Regions from separate parts of the Homo sapiens genome. Here region 2 is linked to region 1. Evidence: chromatin loops called from intact Hi-C (ENCODE). Cell type or tissue: PC-9. All regions are shown on one strand. Each heading gives the region's core, and the rest is flanking DNA. Links, peaks and the distances in the headings are about the cores only.

Evidence for each region. A loop is a pair of places that touch in the nucleus more often than their neighbours do. Peaks named below come from ENCODE experiments on the same cell type or tissue, not always from the same donor. Only the 100,000 strongest peaks of a DNase experiment are listed, where the experiment ranks them.
Region 2: a loop joins it to region 1, with 2.5 times the contacts of the local background. A loop is called at or near these places in 82 of 110 quality-filtered maps.

Annotation. Positions count from the first base shown.
Region 1 is chr4:185,094,068-185,099,459 of GRCh38, forward strand. The region is part of intron 5 of LINC02436 (long intergenic non-protein coding RNA 2436); the gene reads left to right. Among named protein-coding and RNA genes, the nearest start is that of LINC02436, 45 kb to the left of the region's middle. In PC-9, for the core only: a CTCF peak has its summit at 2,187 (motif pointing left); no DNase peak of the experiment used is centred there.
Region 2 is chr4:185,037,493-185,042,884 of GRCh38, forward strand. No RefSeq gene overlaps it. Among named protein-coding and RNA genes, the nearest start is that of LINC02436, 12 kb to the right of the region's middle. In PC-9, for the core only: CTCF peaks have their summits at 2,480 (motif pointing right) and 2,681; no DNase peak of the experiment used is centred there; H3K27ac peaks cover 378 bases.

The sequences.
Region 1 (5,392 bases), core at 90-5,089:
GCGGTTTTGGGACCGGTCCCCCAAACCTGCGATTAGTGTCAGGAGAGCAGTGGGTCTTATAGAGGGCTGGGTTCCCTCTAACTTTGCGGTTACCTAAACCCCCAAGGAGATGTTTCTAAACTTTAGCAGTATGATATCTCAATAAAGATTATTTTTAACGTATGGTCATTTGTTTCTCATAGTACACAATAATATGTGTGTAGGTGTGTGTGTGCACGCATGTGTGTGTGAGTATACATATATACCCCCGATGGACCACTGTGCTTTTAATATTAGGAAAGAAAGAATCTCTCAAATAGGCAATTTTGAAGCCATCTTAATATTCTATACTCTAAAGTTTAAAGGTATAAATTGTTCTTTATAAACTTAGAAAAGGCTGGGCCTGGTGGCTCACACCTGTAATCCCAACACTTTGGGAGGCCAAGGCAGGTGGATCACTCCTGAGGTCAGGAGTTCGAGACCAGCCTGGTCAACATGGTAAAACCCTGTCTCTACTAAAAATACAACAAAATTAGCTGGGCATGGTGGCAGGCACCTATAATCCCAGCTACCCAGGAGGCTGAGGCAGGAGAATCGCTTGAATCTGGGAGGTGGAGGTTGCAGTGAGCCAAGATCGTGCCATTGCACTCCAGCCTGGGCAACAAGAGCGAAACTCCCATCAAAAGAAAAAAAAAAACTTTGAAAAAATTATGAAGGAATGGGCATCAACTAACTAGCAGATGTTATCTAGGCAAAGTGGGATGAGATAAGCAAAACAGGGCCTGCTATTTATCATTCTCTGTAGATATTTAAGTGGTACAATTAGGGGTCATTTTGGTCTTTTTTGTGTTTTTCAGGATTTCTCTAATTAATGAAAATATATACTGGGAAAATGTAGACGTTTTAAATGTTATTCCTCGAATTTCTCCTTTCGGATAAGAAAACTGTATAAACACAGAAGAGAAGGCAGTACTCTGAAGTTTTCAGCAAATTTAATTGCAAGAGTCCAGTCATCTTATTGTAGCTCCCTCTGCAGCCAATTGTGTGATTCCTTCCCTCCTTTTTGTTGTCTTTCCCTTTCTACAGACATTTATTGAGCACTTGCTAGGTTTCAGGCTCTCAGCTGTGTTGCTTTGGGAACAGAGTAGTTTAGCAGTAGCCCTGTTCTCTACCTAATAGATGCCAGCACCCTGCCCCCAGTGTGACAGCCAAAAATGTCTCCAAACATTGCCAAATGTGCCCTGTGGGCTAAATGTCCCCCAGGTGAGAACAACTGTTTTAAGAAAACAAATTTCTAGATCATCAGCTCATATACATATTCTTTCCTAAAATTAACCTGCGCCCATTATGTTAAAATTAACAAGATTTCATTAGGCTGGATCTCCTCTTCCTGTCTCTTCTTTTACAAGCAACCTTCTCCTACTTTACAAAAGGCCCCCTCTTTCCCATCCAGAATCTTACTGCAGTGCACTGCCTGGGAGTGTAAGAATCCTGGGCCCCAAACAGTGAAAACTTCTAACCCCCTAAGCTGACTCATTCAGGAATGCATTTCCAATTAATTTCACTTTTTGTTATAACTATTTATCAAAAGTAATACGTTTATGGTGTTGGATAACTGTATGTTAGTAAAATTTTGACGTTCAACACCTTTGGTCACGAGAAATAAAAAATAAAGTATCTATATACATACTCTTGTTGCAGAGAAGTACAATAGGGTGATCACAGCTTTTTGATTATGAAATATTTTATATTAGTATAAAATTCTGTAGAGGAGATAAAATGGAAAATGAGATTCAAGGAAAAAAGGAGTAATATAAAGCATCCAACTATGAAAGATGAGCTTGTTTCAGAATTTTTAAAAACAGATGATGGTGGTTATCGACCCCTATAATGTTTTGTATTCTATTAGATGTATGTAAAGATTGATATAACAATTTTATTTTAAAGTTTCTACAGTATGCCAAAAGTTACATCTCCTCGGTTATTTAAACTTTTGTTGAAATATATGTAAACTTAAAAGTTTGTGGGTGATGCACATGTTTTCAAAATGATTGTAGGGGTACATGAGTAAAAGGTTTAAAAGTTGCTCACAATAGCTGTAAACTATTAATTCATTTGGCAATCAGTGAAAAAAAAAAAAAAAAAAAATGCAATGCTCAATCTAAACCAAGGACACTCTGCCACCTGGTGGCTTAGAGATTTTCATAGTCACCCAGCAGGAATCAAAAGCTCTCTTACTCCAACCATGTATGATAATGATAATGAACTGATTAATAATATGTAGAATCAGAGATTATTTGATGATAAGAGATATTCATACAGAGAAGGAAATAAAATGATGAATTTTTAATATTATAATTTCAAATTCAGGAAATTACCATTTGTAGTTTTTTTACTGGCTGGGTTAATACCTAAAATCTCTCACCTAATTTCAGCCTAGGCTGCTCTTGAACTCCTGGGCTCAAACGATCCTCCCCTGTCGGCCTCCCAAAGTGCTGGGATTACAAGCTTGAACCACCATGCCCAGCCTCAGAAATTTTTTAAATGACAGCTCATACAGTTTTCTTTTATAAAGGTAAGTAAAACAAACAAAGAAAAATATTGATCATTTTGTAGTGAAGAGACAGAAAAAAATTTATTTCACTTAACGGCGCTGTAGAAAAGTGAAATGACCAAAGATTCCATTATTTATATAGTACTTCATTGAAAAATAACATATATGTAAATTCTTATTACCTGCTTTCAATAATTTACATGTATGTTATTTTTGAAATTCTATTGACCAATGATGTGTTATTTTAATTTGTTAATCTTTCTGTCAAACACACACACACACACACACACACACACACAAAAGAAAAGAAAAAGAAAAAGAAAAAGAAAAATGGACCTTGTCATGGTAAATCCAGGTGCTATAGTTCTAACTTCCTGAAAATTATTCAACAGTTCCCTCAAATTACACACACAAAAAATAGATTTTTTAAATGGTCCGATTTCTAGCATAAGTGAGTCAACTTATATGAGCATTTTTCTACTGTATTGTATAGACAAGTTGGCACAGGCAGAAGAAAAATATCTTCTCAAGATGCAGCTTCACAATCTTCAGAGTTATTGATAACATACAAACCAAACTACAGATGATTTCAGAACTCTCCATCACTTTAACAGAAGTGTCAACTAAAGTATATTTATATCATATCTCTATCAAAAATATTTCTAATTTAATAGACACTTAAATAATGATTGGTTTTGTAATTCCCTTGAGGAGGAAGTAACCAGTATAGAAACAAACAGAAAGTAGAACATTCACCTTCATCAAATACCTACTGGAAAGTGGTCAAGAATTAGAGAAAATTGTAATGAAACAAATTTGCCAATTTGACTTCAATTGTGGTTAAGGTAGAGATGGGGCTGATTCTTCTTTCATTACAAAACCTATTTTAAAATGTAACATTAAATAATATTACTTAATGTCTCTGGGTGAAGACAGCATGTTATAAAGTCAGGAATCCAGCCTCAGCTTTTTCCTCTTTTTTAATTGAAAACTTCACATTTTTAAATTCTTTGCTTTACCTTGATTAATTTTCCCATTCTTTGGACTTCTAAATGAAAACAAGAACTCTTCTAGAATTCGGAGGGTTTTTTGTTTATTTGCATTATTGGTGATACTTAAAAGAAAAAACTCAATATTTATTTAAATATCTTAATAAAGTGTGTGTGTGTGTGTGTGTGTGTGTGTGTGTGTGTGTGATAACTTTAGTCCAAAGCTGGGCTAATGTTGATATTAGCTGCTTTATGTTAATATCGGCATTAATGGCATTAAGAAAGTAAGTCCAACCAGGGAAGGTGTCATGTCTTTTTTTCTTTCTCCCTCCTTCTAAGTCCACTGCCATACTTTGAATTTAGTTGGTACTCAGTAAATAAATTAATTGAATAAAATGAATAAATAAGATTATGCCCAAACAAGCTGGGGAAATCATTAGATCTCAATTTGGTTCCCCTTGGTTAATATTAACATTATCCAACGTAACTTTACATACAGCTTCCTCTGAGTTGTTTTGGGTTTTTAGCTATTTTGATTAGTATTTGGTTTAGTCAGTTAAAAACGATAGTTTACAATTTAGCAAAAATAAAACTACTTTTTAGTGGTAGTAATATATAGGTCCAATTGAGAGCTTACATGCTAGTAGCCTATTGATGGCACCTGGCCTGCAGATGTGTTAAATATTAGCATTTTAAATAAGGAAATTTCATATAAAATCTGTATTTTTAGCTCTCTGTGAAAATCAGCAGATATGTGAATATCTGTAATCCCCAATAGCAGCCATTGGTAGGGCTGATGCCATTACTCTCTTCAGAAGAGGCAGAGTTGCCACAATCCCCACTACTCTTTATTATTTCCCCATAATTAAGGCCAAATGTTGGATGCAACTTACTAGTCACTTGGTAGTTGAGAAATATTTCCTAGTTACTATGTTTTTATCAAAAGAGATTAAATGAGACACATGGTTCTAGAAAAATGGAGGAAAGACTGTTTCTTTCAGGAAGCTAAGAATATTGCTGTGTGTTTAATCTTTGAACTACAGCCTGCTTCAATCATTTACATTACTTGCCTGGCTCATGCAGAAATTTGAAGTTGTGACCCTCTGGGATAGCTAACAAGAGGAGCTTGGTCATTTAATAGCACATAATTCCAGTTAAGCATGAATATGTGTGTGTAAACATGAGTATAACCAGGCCTTTAAGGCATAGTTCAGCTCTCAATGGGGGCTAACATTACAAAAACATACTTGCAAAAATATTTAAGCAAATTTTGAAGAGTAGTAAAGATGCCTAGCCCTGCCAGATTGTACAACACAAAGTGTCACACTGCACAGGACTAGACATTGCAGAAAGTCCAGAAATAGACTCCAGTGTATATAGAATTTAGTATATGATTAAGTTAGCATAGTCAAATGAAAAAAGTAAAATACAAAAAAGTACATATTACCATGTATCCATAGTGCATGTTGCCATATAGAGGAGATAATATTTTAAAGTTATTAGTGGATTCTTCTATTTACCTTTTCTGAGCACAAGCCTAGAGCACTTAAAGCATAGTCCTGTCCAGGGGAAAGAGCAGGGTCTGTTTCAGGCGGTAGATGCTGCTGTTTCTTACTCCACAGCCATCAACCTCCCACTTCCTCCAAGGCAGCAGATCCTGCTTCCCACAGCAGAGGCTGTGGAAACGCCTGGCACTCTCCTTCCCAGTGTTCCTTCCAACTCCGGGCATATGGCAAGGTTAGGGATGACATGAAATAGAGGAGTCTGCTGGGACAGCTTCTGGAAAGGTTTTCACTCTGATAAGAAGAGGAGAGACCTGAGGAGTTGTCTGTCCGCCCCGAAGGCGCCCCTTTCCCCTGCCTGCTGATGA
Region 2 (5,392 bases), core at 245-5,244, 56 kb before region 1:
TCACCAGATCACTACATCCGGACAATGAGATCCAGGCCCCTCATTCACCATGATGGGTTCCTCACCCCTTCCAAGTTCCTGTTTTCCCATACATGGTTACATTTCTTCCCTGCTGTATAAAGCCCTAGTTTTAGCTGATCAGGGAGATGGATTTGAGACTGAGATCCCATCTCCTCAGCTGTAGCACCTAGTTAAAGCTTCCTCCTGGCAATACTCGCTGTCACAGTGGTTGGCTTTCTGTGCGGCGAGCAGCAGGACCTAGATCAAACCCCTGGCGTTTGGTAACACAACCATCACCTCCATTCATCTCCAGAACTTTTTCATCTTCTCTAACTGAAATTGTACCCATTAAACACTAACTCCCTATTCCTGCTTAGCCCAACCCCCTGGTAACCACCATTCTCTTCCTGTCTCCATGGATGAAACTACTCTAGGAACCTCATGTAAGAGGAAGCATATGGTAGCTGTTCATTTGAACTGGGTGCAGTGGCTCATGCCTGTAATCCCAGCACTTTGTGATGCCAAGACAGGTGGATCACTTGAGGTCAGGAGCTCGAGACCAGCCTGGCCAACATGGCGAAACCCCAGCTCTACAAAAAATACAATTACCTGAACATGATGGTGTGCACCTGTAGTCCTAGCTACTCAGGAGGTTGAAGTGGGAAGATTGCTTGAGCTTTGGAGGTGGAGGTTGCAGTGAGCCAAGATCATGCCACTGTACTCCAGCCTAGGCAACAGAGTGAGACTCTGTCTCAAAAACAAAACAAAACAAAAAAAGGTGCTCATTTGTAACTGGCTTATTTCATTTAGCATAATTTCTTTAAGATCATCCAGGTTGTAGTATCACAATTTCCTTCCTTTTCAAGGCTGAATAATATTCCATTGTATTTATATACCACATTTTATTTATCCATTTATCCATTAATGGACACTTAGGAGGTTTCCATCTTTTTGCTATTGTGAATAATGTTGTTATAAACATGGATATACAAATATCTGTTTTAATCTCTGCTTTTAATTCTTTTGTGTATATACCCAGAAGTGGAATTGCTGGGTCATACAATAATTCCATGTTTAATTTTTTGAGGAACCCCCATACTGTTTTCCGCAATGGCTGTGCCATTTTATATTCCCACCATCAATGCAGAGGGTTCCAGTTTCTCCATATCCTCACCAACACTTGTTATTTTCTGCTTTTTTTTTTTTTAAATAACAGCTATTCTAATGGGTGTGAAGTAGAGTCTCATTGTAGTTTTGACTTGTAGTTCTCTGAGGCAAATCAAACATTCCATTAATGTTAAACATCTTTTCATGTGCTTACAGGCCATTGGAATATTTTTGGAGAAATGTCTATTCAATTGACATTGAATTATTGTATGATCCAGCAATTCCACTTCTGGGTATATACACAAAATAATTAAAAGCAGAGATTCAAGTTCTTTGCCTATGCTTTTTTGTTGTTGGGTTGTAAGAGTTCTTCATATATTCTGAACATTAGCTCCTTATCAGATATATGATTTGCAAGTGTTGTCTTCTATTCCATGGGTTGGCTTTTCACTCTGTTGAGAGTGTACTTTGATGCATAAAAGTTTTTAATTTTGAAATCCAATTTATCTATTTTTTCTTCTATTGCTTGTTCTTTTGGTGTCATATTCAAAAGTAACTCATAATGTTAAGTTATATATTTATTTGAATGTTTTATTACATAAATGCCTGCCTTCATAGACTATAAGATACACAAAGACTGAAACCTCTGTTTTGGTCACCATCATAACCCCAGGACCTAGCCCGTGCCTGGTGACTAGTACGTGTTTCATCATATATATTCGTAATCTGATAAATGCATATCTTCTGATACTTTTAAATTGTGATGTTAAATGATACTTGATAACTTATACACTTATATGAAAAAATTTTGATTGACAAAGGTGATTTCTGTGTGATATTTAATTCTCACTGAAAATTCACACTAAATTAATTTAAATTAAGTTAATTTAAATCAAGCCATATATAAAGTTTCAAGAAGTGTTGGAGAAAAAATTTAAACACAACAGCAACTGTATCAATGGCATATTTTAAAAATATATTATTTTTTTCCAAATGTTTACAGACTAAAAAATGAAATGACTAGAAACACATCTTCCAGGTTTCAGTCATTTCATTTCAGATCTGATGTAACTTCATAATATGTTTCTTCATTCTTCTTTGGCAGGTATTCAAAAGTGGTATAGACCCGCTACTTAGATCAAACGAGGGGGACAGCTCCGGTGCCCTAAGTTAAGTGATAGCCCAGATCAAATGCTAACTCTCCCTTTCCTCTATGATTTCGTAAACCTTCAGGAGAAAGCTGACAAGTATTCATCTGCCTCGTAGATCAAACAAACCCACGAGGGATTCTCTTTCACTCTTCTGTGCTTCTGGGAATTAAAATAGAAGGGACTTGTATTGTCAGCTGCAAAACAGCAGGGGGAGCTCATGAGGTTTTTAAGGCAGCTATTACTCGCCACCCCACCACCTCCAAAAACATTGCATTAAGTATACACTTAACAGCACCAAGGAGAAATTCAAAGGGAAAAGGAAGTGCGAGTGAGCGCGTGCACACACACACAAACACACATGCACGCGCCTTCTAATGAGAGGTGAAAATGGACACAATCCATTTTATAATAAAGGACTGACAAACTAACACTTAATCCAGACCTCTGAAGCCACCTCTCAGACTATCCTTACTACCTTAACAGTCCAGCGTAGCCGTGGGTACCCAAGACCCCATCGCTGCTCTTGATTCTTGACCATCTTTCTCATGTGTCCAAACTAAATTCCTAGACAGCTGGCTTAAAACTATAGTGCTTAAGTTTTCCAAACGTGTTTTTAAATATTCAGTGAAATTCTTTTGGAGAACAACTTAAATAGTACTTTAAAAATTAGGTTATAAACCACAGAGTAGTTTTTAAAATACATGAACTATAGACCTTTGTCACTGAGGAGAAAGAATGAGGGGTCCAGGGTCTATATTGTGAGTTTTCGGGACAGGGTAAGAAGTCACTCCCTGTGAGGACAGAGTGGCCACAGAGGAACAGAAGAGTATTTCCTACTGGGGAGAAATCACAAGGGACACTGGTCTTGCTTGCCATGTTGTCCTTTGAGTCTTAACCCGGGACACAGGAATCAATGGTTAGCATTAATGAGTCATCAACAGCTCTCATTCTGAGGCCTAACAGAAAGCTAAGCTGTGAAGCCGTGGATAACCACACACAGGGACTCGGGCTGCTGATGGGCTTGCCAGGGCTAGGGTGGGATGTGAGGTCTTACCTTTGCTCCTCCTCTATCTACAAGTATGTCTGAATCACAGATGAGCGTCTGAGAACGCATCTTGAAACAGCTGTCACCTCTCCTAGAGGGGCTCATTTTTGGCATTGGGAAAACAGATTTTGGTGAGTGGCCGCAATGTCTTACAAATTCCCTGAAGTTCAGGGCCTTTTCTTGGTTTGTGATCAGTGTTTCCCAAAGAATACAGCTCTCTCCTCATGTCACTTCAGGATGACATGAGGATGACCTTTAAAATATTGTGAGTCCTACTTGTAATGGAACAATGAGACGTGGAATCGTGAAAGGAACTAGGATAAATATGTGACTATGTAGAAATAAGCTACTAGCTCTGTTTTATGCCATTGACTTTTCTATGTCTGAACACTTTTTCAAGGACTTTATAGAAAAGCAAATTGAAAAATAATAAAGTGTTTTCAATAAACTCCATCAAATGAATACATGCATAAATTATGCATAATTATAAATTATGATATTTAATTTTCCTTAAAAATTATCTATTTGTTCTCCCAAACTATATTATAATTTATTCGTTAGAAAAGCATATATTTTCAAAGAAAAACTGTAGTAAAGAAGGACAGTACAACATATTACCTTAAAAAAAACTCTTTAAACGATGTAAGCTTTCTTACCTCTTTAAAAGGAAGTACATATATTCCTGGAGGAGGCATCTGAAGTTCCTTTCATCTAGATCTTCAAATTCTTTTTTCTACTGCCTGATAGTGTTTGGAAACCAAATTTTTATTTATCTTAAGTAACTTTTGAAGAAAAAAAGAATAAAGGAAGCTTTACTTATTTTCTAAATACTGATTTAATTCAGTTTTAATAAGAGGAATCTGAGTATTAGGTTCCAATTTTTATGTGAATTACATAAAATATTAAAATTACCAGAAACTCCAAATTACAGTGATCTTGAAGAATTTAGAACAACCCAAGAAGTCAACATAGCTGTAGGATGTATTTCATATCAATATACTGGGCAAAAATTAGATATTATGTGTTCCTTTTTCTGTAATGTTGATCCAACTAAGTGTCACAATGAGTTAAGTAAAGCTAAGTCATGCCAGTTTGCTGGGACTTGATTTCCTCTTCAATAAAATGAGGGGTTTCAGTTAGATGATTCTTAGTTTTCTCCCAAGAGCTAACAATTAGAACTCTGGCCAGGTGCAGTGGCTCAAGCCTGTAATCCCAGCACTTTGGGAGGCAGAGGTGGGCAGATCACTTGAGCCCAGGAGTTCAAGACCAGCCTGGGCAACATGGAGAAACCCCATCTCTACAAAAACACAAAACTTAGCTGGGTGTGGTGGCTTGTGCCTGTAGTCCCAGCTATTTGGAAGGCTGAGGCAGGAGGGTCACTTGCGCCCAGGACGTTGAGCTGCAGTGAGCCATGATGGCACCACTGTGCTCCAGCCTGGGCGACAGAGTGAGATCTTGTCTCAAAAAAAGAAAGAAAGAAAGAAAGAAAAAGTACTCTGGCAACACAAGCATCCACCCCCAGTAGTTCTATTAAACTACATGAAACATAAAGGATCTACATGCTTAAGGGGCCTAGATTGCTCCCTAATTTTAGAACTAGATAGGTCATACCAGTATATAGCTAAGCCCTTCAAAGAATATGGTAGTGAGGGGAGAGCTGATGGAATTTGAAATGTCCCTTGGTGATAGAAACTCACTTGACAGCAACATAAACAAAGACTTAATAAAACAAGTAGTAAATTCACAGGAAGGAAGAGTAGCCCTAAAATTTACAAGTCTAGTAAGTCCCACACTTTCTGGGTTGATGGCTATCTCCTCCTGGCATATAGCTCAGTAACATATACAGTATCTGACAAAGATGGCCTCTGTTAGGCTCTTCTCATGTGCTAGAAGTCCTTATTATTGACCATACCAACCACCAGTAGAATAACAGACACAATGGTAATCCCAGCTATTCATTCCCGCACTGTTGGCTCTCGCCATACACAGGTAAGAGGGCTATGCAGAATGATTCTCCAGTGGTCAGGATTCGGATCCAAGGATGTGCTTGCCAAATTCCCTTGTCATTATGGAACTGAGGTTCAGAAAA